2 separate regions of the Homo sapiens genome follow, and region 1 is linked to region 2. Evidence: read pairs that join two places in POLR2A ChIA-PET (ENCODE). Cell type or tissue: CD4-positive, alpha-beta T cell. All regions are shown on one strand. Each heading gives the region's core, and the rest is flanking DNA. Links, peaks and the distances in the headings are about the cores only.

Region 1 (5,382 bases), core at 261-5,260, 560 kb before region 2:
TTCTGAGCAGGGAGCATTTTAAGATCTGGCTTTGGCCGGGTGCAGTGGCTCACTCCTGTAATCCCAGCACTTTGGGAGTCTGAGGCCCAGCAGATCACGAGGTCAGATGGACACCATCCTGGCCAACATGATGAAACCCCATCTCTACTAAAATACAAAAAGCTGGGCGTGGTAGTGCATGCCTGTAGTCCCAGCTACTCAGGAGGCTGAGGCAGGGGAATCATTTGAACCCAGGAGGCAGAGATTGCAGTGAGCCGAGATCGTGCCACTGTACTCCAGCCTGGCGACAGAGCGAGACTCCGTCTCAAAAAAAAAAGATCTGGCTTCCTGGCTGGATGCCATGGCTGACGCCTATAATCCCAACACTTCGGGAGGCTGAGGCAGGAGGATTGCTTGAGTCCAGTAGTTCAAGATCGGCCTGGACAACATAGTGAGACCCTGTCTCCACAAAATTAAAATAAAAAAATTAGCTGTGCATGGAGGCACATGTTTGTAGTCCCAGCTACTCGGGAGACTGAGGCAGGAGAATTGCTTGAGCCCAGGAGATTGAGGCTGCAGTGAGACATGATGGCCCCACTGTACTCAAGCCCAGGTGACACAGTGAGAAGCTGTCTCAAAAAAAAATTAAAATTAAATTAAATTTTTAAAATCTGGTTTTCTGATGTAAAAGCTTGCTCAGAGATCACAGGCTGTGGTTTCCTTTTTGTTTTTTTTTGTTTGTTTGTTTGCTTTGTTTTTTGAGATGGAGTTTCGCTCTTGTTGCCCAGGCTGGAGTGCAATGGTGCAATCTTGGCTCACTGCAACCTCTGCCTCCCGGGTTCAAGCAATTCTCCTGCCTCAGCCTCCTGAGTAGCTGGGATTACAGGCATGCGCCACCACACCCGGCTAATTTTGTATTTTTAGTAGAGATGGGGTTTCTCCACGTTGGTCAGGCTGGTCTCGAACTCCTGACCTCAGGTGATCTGCCTGCCTCAAGCCTCCCAAAGTGCTGGGATTACAGGCATGAGCCACCGTGCCCAGCCAAAAGCACATCTCTTCTAATTGCTGCCACAGAACAGAAAGGAAGCTTTTCTTTCCAAAAAATGTTTATTCTCCAGTTGCCTAAGGAGAAACAGCGCAGGTTAAAACGGAACAGGTCAAAACTCCCATGCTAATCAGTAGTGGGATTTCACCTACGAATGGGCACTAATGGGCACTGCACTCCAGCCTGGGCAACACAGCAAGAACCTGTTTAGAAACGTATTTTTGTTTCATTAAAAAAAGCTTTAGTATGTTTTCTTCTCACTTGCTGTAATTGGAGGAACCTATTCTTGGAGGTAGGATGAGGTCAGTCCCATCCAAACCTATGGCTCAACGGAAGACAGTGGACAGGTCCCCAGAGGAAGATCAGGATATAATTTGACCAAAGGATGGAAGATGTTTACTACAGGTCTCTACTAGACACCAAGCACCATGCTACATTCTGGAGACATAATGTTCAAAGACACAATTCCTGCCTTCCAGGAGTTCACAGGAGAACAGTGATGAGGAAACAGTTATAATACAGCACAAGGAGAAAAGCATGAACCTGAGAACACACAGGAGCTCCTCCTGCTCAGCCACTCCAACGGGGTGAAGGGTCATAAAAGAGTGAAAGTGGGGGGTTGTCATGGAACTTCCCAAAAGAGGTAAATCTTTTAAACTTTTTTTAACATTATTTTTTACACACAGCCTCCCATAGGAGAAGGGAGTGAAATCTTGAAGGATAAGTAAAGCTTTATCAAGTGTAGATGGAAGAAGGGATTTCTAAGCACAGAGCACATCAGCAAAAGCATAAAAATCTCAAGAAAATGGGAGTAGCTGAGAATGACTGGACCATAAAGTACATGCAAGAGCCAAGGAGAAGAGGAAGCAGTCAGGAGAGAGTGGTGACACACGAGGCTGGAGAGGTGGGCAGACCTCAAAATCAGGCCGTGCTGACATTTATGCCAAGATTTAAGTGGCATTGACATAAACTCGACAGTTGGAGATCTGGGTAGGGTAAAGCATGAGGAAAACGTCAGGCAAAAAAACAGGGAACCAGAAAAAAGCCTGAAAAGGTGTTACCACAGAGGTGGAAGGACCAAGTAAAACAGAAGGAAAAACATTTAAAAGGGAAAGATAGGAAGTGGCAGTTGCTGCAAAGAGATTAGGGAGGCTAATTCCTGAGAAGACTTGTGATTAGTAATTAATATTGACCTTGACCTCTGACAGAACGATTTCAGTGACAGTGAAAGGGTTACGTTTGCTTGGAATTTAGTGAATGGGATTTAAAGTTGAAGTGACGACAGTAGGCTACTCTTTCAAAATATTTATGTTTTGCAAAAGCTATGTATCCAAATACTTATAAGATGCACTCAGTAATTCCCCTTCAGAAATTTATATTAAAGAAATAATCAGAAATATGTGCAAAGATGTATCACAAAGGTTGTACTGTTACTAATTATAGCAAATAATTGAGAATAACCTTGTGGTTATGGTTTAAAATGGCTAAATAAATTATAATGCATCCATATAATGAAAAGTTTAATGCCATGATTAAAAAATAATGTGGTAGAATACTTACTGGTAGAGTAGAAGTGTCAGATTACAAAATATAACATCCAGAATGCTCTCAATGTTGAAATAAATGAATATTATATATGCACAGAAATAAGATTTGAAGGATATAAACCAGAATGTGAACCTCAGTAGTTACCTCCAGAAGTGTGATTACAAGTGTTTGAAACATGTTTAGTTATTTGTACTTTCCATTTTTCTACTATAAATATATATTACTTTTGTAATGAAAAATACTAAGAGCTTGACAATAGAGAAAGGAGGAAGGGATTAGCTTTGAGGGAAACATGGTAGAGGCTTCTATAGTTCGAGGAAGATTTGAGCTTGTTTATGGGTCAAGGGAAAAGAAGGGAGAAATTGAAGCTATATGAGAGGAAATAATAGGAGAAGCCTGCCCTGGGCAGAGAAGAGGGTACCTGGGGACGAGGGCCCTGGGGAGATGAGGTGAGGATGGCAAAGAACCCAAAGGCAGCAGGAAAGAGAACTGTTCACGGATGCATGATCACCTGCCACTGTGTTGAGAGCAGGGAGGGGATTAAGGAGATGGAGGAGAGTGGAAAAGGTTTATAACAGCTGCTATGAGGAATTAGGAAGTCAATTAGCAATAAAAAAGGGGATTGCAGAAAGGCTCCAAGGGAGGGCCCAGCTGCCACTGAGGAGCAGGACTTGATTCCATTGCCAGTTAATTTACTAACTGCAGCTAAAGAGGAGCTATGTGGCCTGGATCCATCCAATGAATGTCCAAAAAATATCCAGAAAATGTGACTCAGAATAACTACAATCACTAAGGTCTATACTCACATATTAACTAATTTAAGTGCTGCTTCCTTCTTCTGGTTTGGTCCCAGGCAGTTGTACATCTTCACTATAATTATTATTTTTAAAAATAAGAGAGGTGAGCAAAGTTAGTAAAATGAAAAAGAATTTAAGAAAATGACATTTTATCAGTAAAATGAAGAAGTGTCAAAACACCACTAACACATTCGACCAAAAGACAAAGCTGTTTTCAGGGCTGCTGGTGCTTGTTCACATCTAGATGAATGTTTGTAGAAGCCTTCCTAGTGTCTGATAGTAAACATTTGCTTTGCTTTGGCCTTACAGGTAGGTGATTACAAGGGATTCTAGTCACATAAATAAATGATACCCAGATTTTTCCAATCTGGCCAGTATAATCATTATAATTCACCTGGAAGGAAAAGTATGAAGAAATTCAGGATTGCTAGCAACCAAGCAGAATTCTCTTATAATGTAGTTTGTGCTTAAGGAAATCATTTCCTGGACTGAAGGAAAAGAGCTACCATCTGTTAAGCACCTACTATGTGCATGTTCTTTGTTCAGCCCTTTATGTTCACTATTTGTATGTAATCCTCACAACAGTTCTGCAAGGTAGATATAATTTTCCTCATTTTACAGATGACAGAAGAAGCTCAGAGGTGGTAAATGGTAAAAATGATAGTACCTGCCTCATAAAACTGTGCATTACATGAGGTAACATCTGTAAAGCATTTAACACATAGCACTTAGCACATAGTATACTTAGCATAAGCATTAGCTGCAATAATGATTTAGCCACAATAATATACCAGCATTTATGATATTGTTTGACAAAATAAGGTGGATCTTCTTATCATCATCCTTACTTCACAACAAATGAAACTGGTTTACCCAAGGTTCCAGTAAGCTCTCTATAGTCAATATTTCAGTAATCACTTTCACTAGGATCTACTGGGCCTTCATGCTTCCCCCCTAGATTTGAATTTATGTTTTCTCTGTGTTCCCAATCAAATAATTTTGCAATCCCTTGAGCACACATCACTGGGGAGGAGGACAGCCCAGAGAAGCAGCTTAGTTAGGCTCCAGCCAGAATAAATTTGGCATCAAAAAAGTGCTGCATATAGGGAAAGGAAAATCTTTTCAGCAAATGGTGTCAGGGAAACTAGATGTCCCCAACCACAAGAATGAAGTTGGACTCTTACATTATATCATATACAAAAGTTAAATCAAAATGGATCAAAGACCTAAATATGAGACCAAAAACCATAAAACTCTTAGAAGAACATGGAGGGAAAAAGTTTCATGACATTGGATTTGGCAGAGTATACTTAGATACCAAAAGCACAGACAATGAAAGAAAAAATGGACTGCATCAAAATTAAACAATTTTATGCATCAAAGGGCACTATCAACAGAGAAAAGGCAACCCACACAATGGGGAAAAATATTTGCAAATCATTTATCTGATAAAGGATTAATATCTGGAATATATAAATAACTCCTATAACTCAAGAATATAAAAACCAAATAGCCCAATTAAAAAATGAGAGAAAGACTTGAATAGATATTTCTCCAAAGAAGATATACAAACAGTTAATATGCTCAACATCACTAATCACTAGGGAAATGCAAATCAAAACCACCATGAGGGCCGGGCGCGGTGGCTCACACCTGTAATCCCAGCACTTTGGGAGACCGAGGCGGGTGGATCATGAGGTCAGGAGTTCAAGACCAGCCTGTCCAACAAAGTGAAACCCCGTCTCTACTGAAAATACAAAAATTAGCCGGGCGTTGTGGCATGTACCTGTAGTCCCAGCTACTCAGGAGGCTGAGGCACTTGAACCCAGGAGGCAGAGGTTGCAGTGAGCCGAGACCGCGCCATTGCACTCCAGCCTGGGTGACAGAGTGAGACTCTGTCTCAAAAAAAAAAAAAGAAAAAAAAAAAACTCGCAATGAGATACCACTTCACATCCATTAGGATAGGAATTATCAAAAATTGAAAATAGGTGGGGCACAGTGACTCACTTCTAT
Region 2 (5,382 bases), core at 208-5,207:
CTTTCTTTTTTTTTTTTTTTTTTGAGATGGAGTCTCGCTCTGTCGCCCAGGCTGGAGTGCAGTGGCGCGATCTCGGCTCACTGCAAGCTCCGCCTCCCGGGTTCACGCCATTCTCCTGCCTCAGCCTCCTGAGTAGCTGGGACTACAGGCGTCCGCCACCAAACCCGGCTAATTTCTTTTGTATTTTTAGTAGAGACGGGGTTTCACCATGTTACCTAGGATGGTCTCGATCTCCTGACCTCATGATCCGCCCGCCTTGGCCTCCCAAAGTGCTGGGATTACAGGCGTGAGCCACCGTGCCCGGCCAATAAGGGAGAATTTCTGGAGCATCTGTAAATTCTCTACTTTAAGCTGCTTCAAATAGAAAGCAGCCCTGCTTTTTGTGTTTCTACAAAAGACTGGGCAGAAACCTGCCTGTCCTTCAGGGTCCCAAATGAGGTAAGAGGCCAAAGTTGGCCATCACCATGGGGGTCACAATTTATGCCCTGAAAGAATTAATGGAAGGCATCAGAACATTTCATTTTGGAGCATTTGTTCACTCAGTTTGGCGGAGGTTGAGCAGAAGTAGAGATGTCCCTCCTGTTGATTGATGCTCATTGCCTAGTGAGCAGAACCCACTGTGGGGCCCAGTCCTCTTCAGATCACTGAGCAAGCCCACCTTCAGGCAGAAGGGCAGGGGTAATGTGGTGGGTATCAAGACATTGCCAGGTCTAACTGCAAAGCAACCCCCACCCTCACTAAAAATAGACGTGTGTGTGTGTGGGTGTGTATGTGTGTATTTTAAATTAAACAAACCCCCCAAAACCCTCATAACACTCTCTATGTATCCTTCAATTTTCATCTTCTGACTTCTTTAAAAAATGAAAATAGAGTCCTACTCTGAGAGATGAGGAATCCCCAATTTTGGCAGATTCTATATATATGTATTGTTTAAATAAAGGAAAATAAATGAAATTATATTCTATATTTCATTCTATAATTTGTTCTTTCCATTTTACGCTATATTACCTATATGCTACCACCTAAATTCATTCTTTTTTTTTTTTTTTGAGATGGAGTCTTGCTCTGTCAGTGCAGTGGTGCAATCTTGGCTCACTGCAACCAACCCTCCTGGATTCAAGCAATCCTCTTGCCTCAGCCTCCTGAATAGCTCAGATTATAGGCATGCGTCAAGACACCCAGCTCATTTTTGTATTTTTAGTAGAGATGGGGTTTCACTATGTTGGCCAGGTTGGTCTTGAACTCCTGACCTCAGGTGATCAGCCACTCTTGGTCATTCTATTTTTTATAACAGTTTTATAATAAATATAGGGCCATAGTTATAAAGGATCTTGTTATAAAATTATTATAAAAATGTACCATCACATGAATGCACCACAAATTACTGAAGCTTTTTTATTAACAAATATTTTACATTGACTCCAATTTTCACTTGTTCAAATCATGTTTTAGTGAATATTCTTTTGTGTATCCCCTTAAACTCTAGAGTGCAGTTTCTTAGAAATAAAATTGTTGGTCAAAAGATACATGCATTTTAAATTGTGGTAGTTATAGGTAGACTATCCCTTATGTGAAATACTTGGTAATAGAAGTGTTTCAGATTTTGGATTGTTTAGTATTTGCATGTATTTATCAACTGAACATCCCTAATCTGAAAATCCAAAATCTGAAGTGCTCCAATCAACATTTCCTTTGAGAATGACCTGTAAGCTTCATGTCAATGCGCAAAAACATTTCAGATTTTGGAGCATTTTAGATTTCAGATTTTTAGATTATGGAAGCTCAACCTATATTAGAAAATTTTTCTCTACAAACATGGTACCAATTTTTATTCTCGCAATAGTATATTACAATATATGTATCCTCCTTTTGTTTTTTGTTTTTGTTTTTGTTTTGAGTCGAGGCCTTACTCTATCACCCAGGCTGGAATGCAGTGGCCCTATCACAACTCACTGCAGCCTCAACCTACTGGGCTCAAGTGATCTTCCTGCCTTAGCCCTTCGGGCAACTGGGACTACAGGCATGTGTCACCACTCCTGGCTGTTTTATATTTTTTTGTAGAGATGGGGTTTCACCATGTTGCCCAGGCTAGTCTCGAACTCCCGGGCTCAAGCTATCTGCCCACCTTGGCCTCGCTAAGTGCCAGGATAACAGGCGTGAACCACCACACCCAGCCAGCCTCCTTTTGTTTTAATAATTATTTTCCTAATTAGAACTCAGAGTGTGAATCTTTTTTATATGTGCACTATTTATTATTTCTTCTCATGTGATTTGCTGTGAATGTAGTGTTAATTCTTTAGTTAAATTGGCCCTGTAAGATGCTGCTCAAGGACCAAAACTAGCCCCTAAGTTTTCTCTTTTATTGACAACTGGGGACATATTAGGCACAGGCATGCTTTGTTTTATTGCACTTTGCAGATACTGTGATTTTTACAAGTTGAAGGTTTGTGGCAACTCTGTGTTGAGCAAGTCTGCCAGCACAATGCTTCTAACAGCATGTGCTCACTTTGTGTCTCTGTCACATTTTGGTAATTCAGGCAATATTTCAAGCTTTTTCATTATTATTATATCTGTTACGGTGACCAGTGATCTTTTACAGTGCTATTGTTATTGTTTTGGGACACCATGAACCGTACCCATATAAGACAGAGACCTTCATCCAAAAATGTTATGTGTGGTCTGACTGTTCCACTGACTGGCCACTCCCCTGTCTGTCTCTCTCTCTTAGGGCCTCTCTATTCCCTGAGGCACAACAATATTGGAATTAGGTGAATTAATAACTCTAGAATGACCTATAAGTGTTCAAGTGAAAGGAAGAGTCACAGGTCTTTCACTTTAAATCAAAAGCTAGAAATGATTAAGCTTAGTGAGGAAGTAATGTCAAAGGCTGAGATAGGCTGTAAGCTCGGCCTCTTGCACAAACAGTTAGCCAAGTTGTAAACGCAAAGGAAAAGTTCTTGAAGGAAGTTAAAAGTGCTACTCCAGTGAACACATGAATGGTAAGAAAGTAGAACAGTCTTATTGCTGATATGGAGAAAACTCTAGTGATCTGGATGGAAGATTAAATCAGCTAAAGCCTAATCCAGAGCAAGGTTCTAACTCTCTTCCATTCTATGAAGGGTGAGAGAGATGAGAAAGCTCCAGAAGAAAAGTTAACAGAGGTTAGTTCATGAGGTTTGTGAGGTTTAAAGATGCCACCTCCATCATGTAAAAGCACAAGGTGGAGCCGTAACCACTGACGTAGAAGCTGAGCAAGTTATCTAGAAGATCTAGCAAAGATCTAAGACTACACTAAACAACAGATTTTCTTTTCTTTTCTTTTTTTTTGAGACGGAGTTTCACTCTTGTTGCCCAGGCTGGAGTGCAGTGGCGCAATCTCAGTTCACTCCAACCTCCACCTCCCAGGTTCAAGTGATCCTTTCACCTTAGCCTCCTGAGTAGCTGGAATTACAGGCTTGAGCCACCACACCCAGCTAATTTTTGTATTTTTCATAGAGACAGGGTTTCGCCATGTTGCCCAGGCAGGTCTTGAACTCCGGGCCTCAAGTGATCCGCCCACCTCAGTCTCCCAAAGTGCTGGGATTAGCGGCATGACCCACGGTGCCCAGCCCAAATTTTCTTTTCTCTTCTTTCTTTCTTTTTTCTTTTTCTTTTCTTTTCTTTTCTTTCTTTCTTTTTTTTTTTTTTTTTTTGAGACAGAGTCTCCCTCTCTCGCCCAGGCTGGAGTACAGTGGTGCAATTATGGCTTACGGCAGCCTCAACTTCCTGGGCTCAGGTGATCCTCCCATCTCAGCCTCATAAGTAACCGGGATTATAGGCCCGTGCCATTATGCTTGGCTAATTTTTGCATTTTTTTGTAGAGACAGGGTTTCGCCATGTTGCCCAGGCTGGTCTTAAACAACTGGACTCGAGCAATCTGTCGGCCTTGGCCTCCCAAAGTTCTGAGATTACAGGCGTGAACCACCACGGCTGGCCAACAACAGATTATCAGGGTAGGCAGAACAGTCTTACATTGGGAAAGATGTCACCTAGGACTTTAATAGATAGAGAGAAGTCAATGCCTGACTTCAAATCTTCAAAAAACAGGCTGACTGTCTTGTTAGGGGCTAATGCAGCTGGTGACTTTAAGTTGAAGCCAATGCTTATCTACCAGCCTGAAAATTCTAGGGCAATTAAGAATTATGCCAAATCTACTCTATCTGTGCCCTGTAAATGGAACAACAAAACCTGGATGACAGCACATACGATTACAACCTAGTTTACTAAATATTTTAAGCCCACTGTTGAGACCTACTGCTAAGAAAAAAATATTATTTTAAAAATATTACTGCTCTTGACAATGCACCTGGTCTCCCAAGACTTCTGATGAAGATGTACAAGGAGATGAATGTTTTCATGCCTGCTTACAACATTCATTCTGCAGCCCATGGATCAAGAAGTAACTTGGGGCCGGGTGCAGTGGCTCACTCCTGTAATCCCAGCACTTTGGAAAGCCAAGGCAGGCAGATTACTTGAGCCCGGGAGCTCAAGACCAGCCTGGGCAACATGGCAAAAAGCTATCTCTACAAAAAATACAAAAATTAGCCAGAAGTGGTGGTGTGCACCTGTAGTCCCAGCTGCCAGGGAGGCTGAGGATCACCTGAGCCTGGGAGGTCAAGGCTGAGCTGAGATCATACCACTGCACTCCAGCCTGAGTGACAGAGTGAGACACCGTCTCAAAAAAAAAAAAAAAAGTAATTTTGATTTACTTCAAAATTTTCAGTCTTATTTAAGAAATACATTTCTTAAGGCAATAGCTGCCGTAGATGGTGATTCCTCTGACAGATTTGGACAAGTAAATAGAAAACCTTCTGGAAGGGATTCACCATTCTAGATGCCATTAGGAACATTCATAAGTCAGATCCGGTGGCATGCACCTAGCTACTCAGGAGGCTAAAGCAGGAGGATTAGTTTAAGCCAGGAGTTCAAGGCTGCAGTGTGCCATGATTGTGCCTGTGAATAGCCGCCGTACTCCAGCCTGGGAAACCTAGTGAGACCCTATCTCTAAAAAAATATGTGATTCATGGGAGGAGGTCAAAATATCAACATTAACAGGAGTTTGGAAGAAGTTGATCCAACTCCCACAAATGACTTTGAGGGGTTCAAGACTTCAGTGAAGGAAGTGACTGCAGATGTGGAAAAAGCAAGAGAACGAGAATTAGAAGTGGAGGCCAGCCATGGTGGCTCATGCCTGTAATCCCAGCACTTTGGGAGGCCGAGGTGGGCAGATCACTTGAGGTCGGGAGTTCAAGACCAGCCTGACCAACATGGATAAACCCCATCTCTACTAAAAACACAAAATTAGCCAGGCATGGTGGTGCATGCCTGTAATCCCAGCTACTC

Evidence for each region. ChIA-PET counts read pairs that join two places held together with the same protein. Peaks named below come from ENCODE experiments on the same cell type or tissue, not always from the same donor. Only the 100,000 strongest peaks of a DNase experiment are listed, where the experiment ranks them.
Region 1: POLR2A ChIA-PET joins it to region 2 with 8 read pairs; 2 of 35 experiments call an interaction of 5 or more read pairs at or near these places.

Annotation. Positions count from the first base shown.
Region 1 is chr1:92,422,676-92,428,057 of GRCh38, forward strand. No RefSeq gene overlaps it. Among named protein-coding and RNA genes, the nearest start is that of GFI1, 62 kb to the right of the region's middle. In CD4-positive, alpha-beta T cell, for the core only: no CTCF peak of the experiment used is centred there; no DNase peak of the experiment used is centred there.
Region 2 is chr1:92,978,216-92,983,597 of GRCh38, forward strand. LOC124904219 (a long non-coding RNA gene) reads left to right here and starts at 55. Exons shown (of 2, transcript XR_007066223.1): 1 at 55-438. RefSeq lists a silencer at 1,152-1,201. In CD4-positive, alpha-beta T cell, for the core only: no CTCF peak of the experiment used is centred there; a DNase peak (open chromatin) is centred at 3,216; H3K27ac peaks cover 2,919 bases.